Regions from separate parts of the Homo sapiens genome. Here region 1 is linked to region 2. A link is a contact called in ENCODE Hi-C data. All regions are on one chromosome and are shown on one strand. The core of a region is the stretch at or near the end of the contact, and the rest is flanking DNA. Distances in the headings are between cores, read along the strand shown.

Region 1 (3,522 bases), core at 1,023-3,522, 920 kb after region 2:
CTACAGGACAACTGACCTGGATGTTTAAAAAATGTTAGTGTCGTGAAAGATTGTTCTAGATTACAGGGCTCTAAAGAGACATGAAAACCAAATGCAATCACATGTGCTGTGTGATGCCTGAATGGATCTTGGATTAAAAAAAATACAGCTGTAATAGACATTTTTTGAAGCCTTGGTGAAGTTTGAATGTGGATGAGATATTAGAAAACCTTCTATCAATGCTAATTTTCTTAGGTATCATAATGGTACTGTGTTATGCAGGAGAATGTTTTTAGGAGAAACATTCTGAAGTATTTAGAGATATCCCTAAAGTGATGTGATCCCTGCAATTTATTTATTTTTTATTAATTTTTAAAAATTTTAGTTGTGGTTAAAAATACACGTAACATAAAATGTACTGTCTTAACTATTTTTAAGTATACAGTTCAGTAGTGTTTGGCATATTTGCACAGGTATATTTCACACCGTGTCTCTGAAAAAAAAAAAGGCTGGAATAATTCCCTTCTATCCATGCCTTTCTCTTAATTGGGGTTTGGGGGTGCTTGGACTTATCTCCATGTTACTCTTCCAATTCTTAGAGTCCCTCTCTTCCCCTAAACAATGCTCTACACACAAGAGGCTTTGTGAGTTGTGGATTTAGTCTGTTGTAACTCCACACCATACAGGATTAGATTTCGCATCTGATTCTTACATCAGCCCTGCAGCCCCAAGAGATGAGAGATAGCTTTGAGGGCTATCAGAGAACTCCCTGTATTCTGCACATACCTTGAGCTGAGAATGTAAAGCCCTGGGACTGTCCTTTTCTTGCTTTAAACTCTTTGGTGTGATGATAACAAGCTCACCCCACAGTCCTTAGATAACCTGTGCTCGTATTGCGTATGGAAGCCACAACTCTGCCAAAGCCACAATTTAATAGGTACTTCGTTCTGAGTGATGACAGGTAATTATTTTGCCATCACAGGCTACGATCTATTAGAACTCCATTCTCTAACAGTTACTAGGTCCCCACTGCCTTTAAATCAACCAGAACAAGTAACCAATCCCAGTTCCCATCCTGGAGGTCGTGTTGCCTGCAATTGTTTCTGGTAACAAATCCGAAGTTAATTGGGATTCAGTTGCCGATGATTAGAGTCTCTTCAGTTGTTTGGAGGAGAAAGGAATCTAACATAGGAAGCTGTGTGATTCTCAAGCTGTTGGAAGGCTGGAGGCAGCGCCTCCAGCAAGGACTCTTGGAAGAATACTGCAGAGCTGGCTCCTGAAGGAAGCTGCCGAGTCAGGCTGGCCCTAGAAGCATGCTTTCTGGGTTGAATGCTTTAGGTTCACCTCTGCAGATCCACTCCCCACCATTTTCTCTCCTCACATCTATGGGCCGCAGCAGGGGACTTCTTTTCTCTGGCTTCTGGCTGGATGTGGGCAGGGGAGGCCCTGGCAGGAGGGAGGAGAGTGAGGCTTGGTCATTGATTCCTCCAGCTGTGCCCTTCTGCTGGTTCACCATGAGCTGGCTGTGTCCCTCTACCAAAGGCCACAGCTCCTATCCCGAGGCCCCTCTTAGAGCTTCAGTGATTCTGTTCCTGGGCTCTGCCACCCACTCCCTCCTTCACCCTCTAGGTTTTGAAGAAGTAACAGCTCCCCATGTTGCTAGCCTGGGGTGTAGCACTGTCTCTTCTGGGTTCCTTTAACCCTGCCCCAGCTGTCCCTTTATTAAACAGTCTTCAGTTAGCACATGGGAATATACCGTCTCTTTGCTGCTGGGACTGTGACTGCTGCTACATCTATGTGGCTGTGATCCAGAGTCAGAAGCCACCACCAGAACCACTGTGTCCAGAGCTGGGCTGAGCCTGCTACACACGCCCCAGCAAAATAGGTCCTGCACGGTGGCTTCTCTCCCCACCTGTTACAAGCCCCAGTCTAGCACGGGCACTTCAGAATGGCAGGGACTGACTCATGTGCCTCAGTGTCTTCCTCTGTAATATGGGGGTGATGATTGTACCTACCTCACAAGGAAGTTTCCAGTAAAATGAAAGCCCTTAAAATTATGTTTGTTTCATCACCAATGACTCCATAAATATTAGCAACAATACCAGTACTAAGTTTTGTCATTTTTTATTAACTTCTTGTAAACGACCCTACTTTCCTGCTCTCACACACTCCTTACACCTGCATCCCACCTGATTTAGCCACTTTCTGCCTAACCTGTCAGAAAGGGTAGATAGCTTCCCAGTCACCTGTTGCTAGGGAAACTCACCATTTCAGCCCGGATGGTGAAGATTCCAGCTTGAGAGACCAGCTCGGGTCTGAAGTGTTTCTCTATCTACTGTGCTGAGATCTCTCCTTCTCGAACCCTGCTATGCCTTTGCATACGCTGTTTTCTCCACCTGCCACGTTCTCACCCCTTCTTCTTCCACTGCAAACTCCTATGCAGCCGTCAAGGCCCCATTCTCCTCTGGAAAGCCTTCCCGATCCCCTTGGCAACAACCACCACCAATATTTATTCACTGAGCCCACTTTGTGCCAAGCATTGTTCTAGACACGGGTATGTAACCGCGATTGAGAGAGACAGACCACGCACAGCCTGGATTTTATTTTAAGAGCTATTGGGTGCCGTTGGTGGGTTTGAGTGAGTGGGGTCAGGAAGTGACTCACTCCTCCGAGGGCTTGTGGGAGCCTCAGCTCAGGGGCGGGCAGGGGGCGTGGGGAAGTCTGCAGCCGAGAGTCCAGGTAGGAGTCTCCTGCGTGGTCCCGGGAGAGGAAGGGGCCTGGCCCGGGGCGGGGTGTGGAGGTGGGAGGACGGCGGTGCGGGATGGAGGGTGGAGGCCAGGCTGACAGGGTGCTGGTGGTGGGTTGCGGGGGTCGACCCCAGGCTCTGGCCTATGTAGCTGCCATTTTGGAGGTGAACAGCCTGCGGGGAAACTGGCATGGTTTGGGGAAGGCGGGGAGAGGGGGAGAAATGAAAGCATTGAGTTTAAGTGGCCTGCAGAACCCCGGGGGCCCAGGCGGCACGGCGGGCGCTGGGGCTCCGGGCAGAGCTTTCTGGAGGTTTGTGGCAGCTTCACTTTCACGGCATCCACCCCCCTCGGGCCCTGCCGCAGAGAGGAGGAAGCTCCTGCCGGCTGAGCGGGCCTGGAGGAAGTGAGCAGCGGGGCTCCTGCCTCCCGGCCTGGTCCCCGAAGACCCCAGAAGAACCCGGAACTTGCTTCCATTCGGAATCCAGGGACCACCCTTTGCACTCAGTAGGCCTTTGTTTTCCTGCGTGGAAAGCGGTTGGGTGAGTTCTGGCATCGGGGCCACCATACTTGAGTGTTGGGGGTCACGGAGGGAGGGGCCCAGACACCACCTGGGAAGGATCCCAGAGTGCAGTCCCAGCCCAGGCCACCCGGGGAAGGGAGTCGGTAAAGTGGGACCTTGAGTCCCCACGGCCCCTCCGGCTGCCCCTGCTCAGAGGCTGCTCGGCGTCCTCCCTCCCTGTTCTACTGAGGAGTTGCCGCCTCTGAACTTCAGCCAACCCCTCCGTCTCCAGGTGAA
Region 2 (3,351 bases), core at 90-2,589:
GCCCAGATCTCCCAGAATATCACCATCTGCAGTTAGCCTTGCAGGGGTCAAATTGTGAGTTCTGATCTTTACATTTTATTTTAGAGATGGGGTCTTGCTGTATTGTCCAAGCTGGACTCAAAGTCGGGCTAGAGTGATCCTCTGGCTTCTGCCTCCCAAGAAGCTGGGACTATAGGTGTGCAGAGTTCTGATCTTTGGTCCCGGAAAAAAGGTCAGCACAGCCCGGAATGGGACCACTTCAGAACCATACTCTTTTCCTTCTTTGTACTACTCATTACCAGGGGCTTCCCAGGCCCATCGAGAAACCTGGTCCTGTAGACCTCTGTGCCACGGCCCCACCATTCCTGCTGGACAGCTTAGGCTCAGGGGCTGCCATAAGATCCAGCCCAGCTCCTGGGGCTACACTGGTGGTGTCGTGCTTGGTGCGGAAAACCCCAAGGCTAGGGTTTACAACCCTTGTCCCTTATGCCCTATCAGGCCCCTTCCACAGGCCCTGCCCTTCTCTCCACCCCATGGGGCTGGGGACCCTCCCTGGCCAAAGTCCAGCAGACTGGACAGACCCTCCAGAAAGTAATGGCAGGAGACGCACGGGACGTTTGACCCATTTGTCTCCCTCTACCTACGTGTGCAGTCCTTCTGGTTTTGGGCAAGGTCAAAGCCGGGCCTGCAGTCGCAGGCCACCCCACCTTTGGGCGTCTCCCGGCAGATGTGGGCACAGCCATGGTCTTTGTTCATGCAGTTCATACCCTCTGGGAAGAGAGACAGACAAGAGACGGGTTGAAGACCAGGCAGAGAGGGAGAGAGAAAATTTCAGGCTGAAAGGGGATAGCCAATGATATGTAACAATCAAATGGGCTGTCATTGCATGTATCATGCACACACACGCACTTGCGCACACACACATATGCGTGTGTGCAGCAGCCATCTACATGGATATCCCTTAGGGAGAAAGCAAGGGCACGGTGCCTGGGTCTAGATTCAGGCTTTGCTCTGTGAGTTGCACTGTAAATGGCACCTCGTGACCCACGGAGACCAAGCTCTTGCTCTAGGTCAGATTGTGGGGCATGGTCTGTAGAACTACTTTTGTGTCAGGGTGATTTGCTCCCCTCTCCCGAGCCACCCATGGTTCTAGGGTACCCCCCACCCGCCCAGCAGACTGGATCTCCCCTCTCTGTCTGCCTGGAGTGGCTCATACCCCCTTCCGTTGACCTCAGTTGATGTTTATCTTCCTGGTGATTTGTGAGGCGTTTCTAGAATTTATGAGGTCAGGGGTCAAGTGAGAGGTTGTAGGTCACAAGTCCATCAAGAGGCCAAGGCAGATGAAAGGGAAGCGCCTCTGTCTGCCAACCCACCAGCTCTGTGACCTGCCTTCCACCTCCACCCACAGGAAGCTCAGGCAGGAGTGAAGCCGGCTCGGGGAGCGGCAGTGAAGGCTGCAGACGGCGAACACGCACAGGGCAACCTCCTTCCCCCGGGACACACCGGCCTCTTGTTCCAAGGGAGGACTGGCTCAATCCTGACCCCGTCCACTTTAAATACGGGTATGCAGCAACACAGAATAGATTTAAGAACACAAACACCCTGCTAGTTGTAATAAAGACAAAAACGTCTAAAGTTAAAAATCAAACAAACAAATGGAAATGAGGAAGCCTGCATTTTGCCCGGCACTGTAACTCCTGGTTTCACCTGATTTTGCGACTCATATTTCCTCACCTTGATTTTCTCACTAATCAATCAAATTGTTGGAATGACGCAGAGTCTAACTAAGCAACGAGTTAGCACGGAAAGCGCTTTCATGCTGCTGCCCTGCACAGAAGCTGCAAGTTCACACGGAAAGACCCTTTCCGCTGGCTCGATTCCAAAACAGCATCAGCGCCTGAGTCACACAGATAGTGGCGTGCGGTCAACGCTTAACAGCCGGCAGGGGTGGAGGCTGATTTGCAGTATTTACCAATTTACGTGGGATAAATACGCCAGCCACGGCTAATTTCAAGGTACCAGGGAGATGTCGCCAAGGGTAGAGCTGGGAACAAATGTGCACAGTTGGCTCTCACAAGCTGAGACAAGCCAGCCATAGCACGTCCCTTTCTTAGAAAGGTCGTTGTAAAGTCAGGCAGATGTAGGTGTGAATCTGGCTTCCTTCCTGGCTGTGGCCTGGGAGACAACTGCTTCCCTTTTCTGAGCCTAATCTTAGAAGGGGCAGGATCACCTCTGTCTCACAGAGGAGCTGTGCAAATTAAATCCAGTTACAGACAGGAAATGCCAGGCAATAAGAGACGAGGTCTGTCTGTGGGGGCACTGGCTCTTGAGGCCGGTGTCTCTCCTGCAGGTCTGGAGACAGCGTGGCTCCTCCCTGGGGCCTGGCTGGACCGGGTGGCCAGAGGCGGCTCTCGGTAGAGAAACCTTCCCAGGCTACTGAGACATATTCAGTCCCTCATCAGGTCCTCTGGGAGCCTCCTGCCCTGGTAAGGGTTTGGCCAGTGGGTGGTGGCCAGCAAGCCATCTCCCTGACCGTTACTGACAGCTGTTGTCGGCGGTGGGCTGAGTCCAGGGTCGCCCCCTTCATCCCTGTTCATTTGGCTTCCATGGCTCCCTGCTGTTCCAGCTTCTTCACAGCTGTACACACTCCACGGTTCGCCATCCCACAATGCCTGCTGGGCAGCCCCCGAGGGTGCTCCATCTCCCCTTGCTGCTCCTTCCTCCTGGGCCGGACACCCTCTCCTATCTTCCATAAACTAAATCCTAGGCCTGCCTCAAACTCCACCAGTTCCCCAAAGCCTCCTGGCTCCTGCCTTCTACTCCCTGTGTCTCCCCATGCCACCACCCATGTGAATTTCCTAGGGCTGTCCTATGGCCGGCACAGGAGATCAATGCTGTAAGCAGATCTGTGCTTTCTTCCTGAGCTGGGAAGAGCCCAAGGGCCCTTGTTTGGCAAAGGCTTATAGATGATGAAGAAAGGGAGATTGAATTTCCATTCCCAGCCAAAGAATCACAGTTTACAAGAAGCCTTGCTAATCATCACCAACCATACATTTGTCACTGGGGAGCTGATGCACGCCGGAGCCCTGGGTAATGGAATATTAAGCCCTAGAGGTCTTTCAGTTTTCTCCCTCGTCGTGGACTTGCCATCAAGTGATCTTTCTTCTTGAGACTCTAAAGACTTTAACACTGAGCCAAGATGTTGTTGTTTTCTTGGTGAAGGACACTTTGGGGACGTACTCTAGCATGACTATGGACTGCAGTAACCCACAGTCAATAAGACACTAAGCAACAGAATCGCAGAGCTGGGAAGGGTGAGCCCCAGGCCCTATCTGTAGTCAGCTGGTCTCAAAGGTCTCTACTTTACCTCTC

Evidence for each region. A loop is a pair of places that touch in the nucleus more often than their neighbours do. Pooled maps may share reads with other maps.
Region 1: a pooled map shows a loop between it and region 2 (5-fold over the local background). The contact joins the promoter of PARVG here to the enhancer-like site in region 2. A Hi-C loop is called at or near these places in 4 of 50 pooled maps.

The regions. Positions count from the first base shown.
Region 1 is chr22:44,178,653-44,182,174 of GRCh38, forward strand. It overlaps PARVG (parvin gamma), which reads left to right and starts at 2,273. Exons shown (of 14, transcript NM_022141.7): 1 at 2,273-2,533; 2 at 3,090-3,265. RefSeq lists silencers at 1,534-1,583, 2,754-2,883 and enhancers at 2,260-2,990, 2,991-3,522.
Region 2 is chr22:43,262,097-43,265,447 of GRCh38, forward strand. It overlaps SCUBE1 (signal peptide, CUB domain and EGF like domain containing 1), which reads right to left. Exons shown (of 22, transcript NM_173050.5): 5 at 624-749. It overlaps LOC124905129 (a long non-coding RNA gene), which reads left to right. Exons shown (of 2, transcript XR_007068120.1): 2 at 1-1,627. Among named protein-coding and RNA genes, the nearest start is that of SCUBE1-AS1, 12 kb to the right of the region's middle. RefSeq lists enhancers at 1,310-2,509, 1,716-1,995, 1,921-2,422, 2,016-2,065, 2,423-2,922. Within about 2 kb of position 1,340, at least 17 of the 41 ENCODE cell types and tissues checked have a DNase peak (open chromatin) inside an H3K27ac peak, as active enhancers do.